Regions from separate parts of the Homo sapiens genome. Here region 1 is linked to region 2. The links are chromatin loops, found by intact Hi-C in ENCODE. Cell type or tissue: gastrocnemius medialis. All regions are shown on one strand. Region 1 overlaps TTI1 (TELO2 interacting protein 1). Region 2 overlaps BLCAP (BLCAP apoptosis inducing factor).

Evidence for each region. Peaks named below come from ENCODE experiments on the same cell type or tissue, not always from the same donor. Only the 100,000 strongest peaks of a DNase experiment are listed, where the experiment ranks them.
Region 1: it touches region 2 in a loop (3-fold over the local background); 2 of 110 quality-filtered maps call a loop at or near these places.

Annotation. Positions count from the first base shown.
Region 1 is chr20:37,985,630-37,988,129 of GRCh38, reverse strand. All of the region lies in intron 7 of TTI1 (TELO2 interacting protein 1), which reads left to right. Among named protein-coding and RNA genes, the nearest start is that of TTI1, 47 kb to the left of the region's middle. In gastrocnemius medialis, no CTCF peak of the experiment used is centred here; DNase peaks (open chromatin) are centred at 563 and 979; H3K27ac peaks cover 2,500 bases.
Region 2 is chr20:37,523,086-37,525,585 of GRCh38, reverse strand. The region is part of intron 1 of BLCAP (BLCAP apoptosis inducing factor); the gene reads left to right. It overlaps NNAT (neuronatin), which reads right to left. Exons shown (of 3, transcript NM_005386.4): 3 at 1,896-2,500. Among named protein-coding and RNA genes, the nearest start is that of NNAT, 3.1 kb to the right of the region's middle. In gastrocnemius medialis, no CTCF peak of the experiment used is centred here; DNase peaks (open chromatin) are centred at 155, 595, 1,055 and 2,375; H3K4me3 peaks cover 2,407 bases; H3K27ac peaks cover 2,500 bases.

The sequences.
Region 1 (2,500 bases), 460 kb before region 2:
CCCCAGCAGACAGGGAGCCCTGAGGGCAGAGGCTTTTTTGTCCCTCTCTCTTTGTGCCTCAAGCACCTCAGTTAGGGCCTGGGCTGGACCAGGCTTTAGTAAACGTTTGATAAACCATGAAGAGATAAAACTTAAACCCAGCTGACCAGATTCCAGGAGCACGTTTCCTCCCTCCCCATTCCCACCTCCTCGCCCCCAGCTTGCTCACTAGGGGCACCCCCATACTGATCACGAAGGAAGGAGCCACTTCTGGTTTGGCATCTGGAGTTTATTAGGTACTTACTGATAGCCGTCAGTTGTAGATAGGGCTGAAGTGCAGGCAAATGGCTGCCTGCATGGAGTGAAATTCAATAAAACTGCATTTTAAGTGAAAAATCAGTATAAACACCAGGCTTCTTTGCCATGGAAACAGTTGCTTAGAAACTGCCTAACAGCGAGTTCTAAATTTTTTAAAGTCAAGTTATCATTTAAGCTACACGGCCTTACAGGTTATTGAGAGATAATCACTCGCCTCAGGACACTCGGAGGCATGTGGCACAGCTGAGTGCCTCCCGATACTCTGGGGACCAGATAATCTCTTGATAACTGTGCTCTCTGGAGCCACTGATTTGGGCCTGGGGGGAGGAGAAAGAAATTTTTGTTCAGGAGTTAAATGGTGTACATATATTTTTTAAAAAGTGTTTCTCTTTGGGTTTGAAAAAAGATGGAACTGGCCATTTGGTATGTTCAACAGCCATCCCTGCGCATCGCAAAATGTATTGGGAACATTTTCCAGGCAGTTACCCCAGTCACTTCAAAGCAGAGGTCCTGTCTTTGTCTTCTGGCTTTGGCTTATGCAAAAGGAGTTTTCAACAACTTTGGCTTTCAGCTGTTCACTCTCTGGTTTCAGCTAAGGCTGGGCAGGAACTGGCCCCAGGACAAAGTGACACCAGAGTTTGGAACAAAGCCTGGCGCTAAGGACTCAGATCAGACCTCCTGGGCCTCAGGCTCAGCTCCCAGGGGCTTAAAGCCAACAAGGGTGCGGTTTGGAATTTGTCGTGTTTAGAGTTCAGCAGGCCGCCTGCCTCTCGGAGTGAGAGCACAGCTACACTTGCCAGCCATCTGGTTGCATGGCATGGCATTTGCTCCCCACCTCAGGCATGCAGAGGACAAAGTATATTGCATTTGTTTCTTCCTGAAAATAATGGGCGAAATTAGAACATCATTGGCTGAGAACTGGGATACCCCCACCAAGTCAGTATGGAGAAAATTATGAGTGAAACAAAAGACAAATGTTTTGCCCTTTTCAGGGTATCTGAAAATTATCCATGGCATGGTAGTGCTGCTAAGATTGGTGGTGTTAATTATGCCTCAGACTCTGTGTCCCTCTCTCTCTCTTTCTGGAAGAAAAGAAGGAATACTGTTTTCATCATATACTTCAAAGTGTTGTCCTGCACCTCCTCTCCTCAGAGCCTCAGAAGGACCTGTGAGGAGAGTGGGCCAGGTGTGATCATCTTTGGAGAAAGAGGAAACAGGTTCATGAGGCAAAATCACTTGCTCTAAGCCACAGAGGTGGGAGAAGGAACGTGCATTCCTGCCATTCTGGGGCATCTGCCCCTTTAAAAGCAAAGAAATGAGACCCAAAACAGTCCTTCCAAGAGTTTGGCTCTTGCTTAATAAAAGAAGGTGAACTTTGCACAAGTTTTTCCTTTGCTTTTCTGTTAATATTTTATGTGGATATCTTGCAGGGCAAAAAGAGTGGCTTATTTTCTTTTCCTTTCCTGCCAACAAATACGACATTCATATTTAGCATGTTAAAAAGAGCTCAGAAAATGAACATTGCAGCATTTTCATGCTGTGTAAGTCAGAGCGCAGCTATGACTGAACTGGGTCGTGGCACCGCTTTGCTGGGTGTTGCCCAGATAAAAATATTCCTTGAAGCTGGGAGAGCACCACGCTGTAGCTTGAGAAATTGTTCCAGCTCTTGAAAGGGGAAAAAATCAAATGAAACCATTTGCATTCTAACAGTCTTTGGCACCAGGGAAAACTGTCAACTGTGTCACGTGTAAATAGAAATCTGCTCCCCGCTTTTGGTGCGTTTTTTCATAATTTCCCTTGCCACTCTAATTATCAAAGATATTTTTATTTTTAAACAAAAATTGTCTCCCACGCAGGCCTCATCTTTCTGCGGTGAAGTGGAAACGATGAATTAGAATATTCTAATCACTTCTCCAACAACCACTATGGAGGTTATAAACACAAGATTATCCTAGCAAAGAAAAGTAAATTGTTTGGGCACAGAACAGGCCAGGAAAAAATTCAGTAGGCCGGGCCCGGTGCTCACACATGTAATCCTACACTTTGGGAGGCTGAGGAGGGTTGATCACCTGAGGTCAGGAGTTCAAGACCAGCCTGGCCAACATGGTGAAACCCCGTCTCTACTAAAAATACAAAAATTAGCCGGGCATGGTGATGGATGCCTGTAATCCCAGCTACTCAGGAGGCTGAGGCAGGAGGATCG
Region 2 (2,500 bases):
ATGCAAATGGGGAGTGGACATTGCACATTGAAGCCCACACGTGCAGGTGCAGGCCACCAGGGCAGCCCTTGCCTGGAAATCTGTCATCTCACCTTGCCACACTCACAGCCCTGCTGATGGACGGATGGAGGAAAAGGGCTTTGCCAAGATGATATGGAAAGCTCTGGGGCTACCAGGAGCCTCTTGTCCTCTAAGTGGGGGCACAAGAGGTGCTGTGTCCAGAGCAGCCAGCTCTTACCATGCTGCTTTGGCCTACCTCCCTGAAATCTGCTACCTTGTCACTTGGGCTGAGGTTAGAGCATCAAGAAGGGCAGTGGGGCTATGGGCATACCCCTCAAAAGCTCCGAAGGGAGGGTCAGCCTTCATGGAGAACACATGTTGGTATGTTCATGATTCTGTGGGTTTAGTGTGGAAAACCACAGAAACTCCCAGTTTTGAGGCCTGCCAAGATATGGGGTTCAGAAGGGAGGAGGTGTGGGCATTGCCTGCTGATGAGTCACACTGGGGCGAGAGGAGACCTGCCTCACCTTCAGGCTATGGTAGCAGCTATAGCCACCCAGCCTAAGAAAGATGAAGTCTCAGATTGCACATCCTCTTCAAGTCCTGATGAGTCCTGATTGCCACTGCTATGGCAGTTTCTAGCGTGTTAGGGTTCACTGGCATCTCAAAGGCCCTCTTCGAGAGGGAAACTGGAGATGAAGGGTACAAGGTGACATGTCCAGGTTCCCTAGGCTGATTGATGGCAAAGTCAAGACCAGAACCGGGATCTGCACCTCCCCACCCCTATAATTCTCTGATACCGAATGAAGTTTTAGATGCCTTTAGAGGTGCTGGTGATTGGGCTAAGAAACTTAAGGGCTTGCTTAGGGGAGGGAAACATGATCAGGCTTAAGGGGGCAAGGTACTTTGTGCTTCAGAAGTATTTGTGACAGCTGTGACTAAGGGATTCGAAGAAGTGGCAGGAAGAGAGATTTATGGCCCTCCAACTCCCTCCCTTGGTGTTGACCCAGCAACAGGTGTGTAGTGACAGGGACACATAAAGCCAGAGACAAGGCTGAACAGGCGGCAGGGCCATTTGGTGAGACAGTCAGCTGACCCCGTGTAGAAAGAGCCCTGACTCACTGGGGAGTGGGAGAGGAAGACAAGTCCGAGGCCGAGCACTGCCCACCCTGACGTGATGGCAGGGGAGAGCCCAGGGCCACGGACCTGGTAAGCATTCCTAAGAATACGGAGGCTGGTGCTGGGAAAAGCAGAAACCCAGTATTGGGGAGAGAGGTTTCTGGGGTGAGGTGGGGCCAGGAGACCCTGCAGAGTAGCAAGGCCAGGCAGATTGTCTTTGTAGTGGTCCTGGTGGATGTGGGGCCTGCAGCATTAAGCTGGGTGAAGAAGGCGCCACGCTGCACCTCTTATCCCATACTCATTGTCTAAGCCACTGTCCACCCTGCCCACTACTCATTTCTTTGGGGCTCCTGGATGGAGACCTGAAGTAAGGCTTTGTGTTCTGAAATCACCCCCTTGGTCCCTAGTACCTCTTTGGAGGGCTACTCCCACCTTTTTCCCCTCCTCTCATCTTTCCCAAAGTGATACTTGCTTTGGCCCCTTATCCTAAGACCACAAGTAAAGCACCTATCCCTTTGGGGAGGGGGAAGTGGTCCCTTATTCCAGGACCACAAGTGAAGATGTCAGCCTTTCTCTTTGGGGAGAGGGGGAGATGGTCCTTTATCACAGGACAGCATTGAGATGGGGTTGGGTGTGTGAGGGGCCCAGCTTATTGCAATTTTGATGGCCCTCCTTTTCCTCCCTCCCCCAAGCAGTGTGCCTGTTCCACAGTGGGCACATCAGCTGAGTCTTAGAAGTGTATGTTGATGCCGCTAAAGAAATCACAAGAGACAAAGTTTTGGTGCGCCTCTACTGCACCGCAGGGTCCTGGGACACTGTGCGAGACAGGGGAGGTACTTTTTTTATTTTTTGTAGAGGTGGTCCCTGTCCTCCAGGAGCTTACAATCTAGCTGGGGAGACACAACTAATGCACACTTAAACAATCAGTACAATTAGCGATTACCACAATATTGACCACAACTGCATGAGACCAGGGAAAAGCAAGATCAGTGAGGGGCAAGGGGGGTTCAGAGAAAGTGTTTTAGTAAAGGTGGGATTCATTTACTTTTACTGCTTGAATAGTTCCAAATCAAGTGACACATTATTTTGGAGTAGGGTGGGCTTGGGAGGCAGTGAGGAGGAAAGGGGAATCGAGAGAGCAAATGCAGCGAGGCTGGAATGCAAGTGCCCTGGGCAAGGGACAGCGAGAGGGCCCCACTGTATTTCTTAACCACCCTCCTTCCTCAACTGTGCCCTCCAGTCCCGCCACACAGGCACGCGGTTGGTGCTGCACCAAGATTCAGGGCGTCGGCTGGCGATGTCAGAATGTCCATTCTGCTGGCTGGTGCGGTGTTTTGATTTCCATGGTGGGGCCTGCTGGCATGGCCCTGGCTTCGGGGCT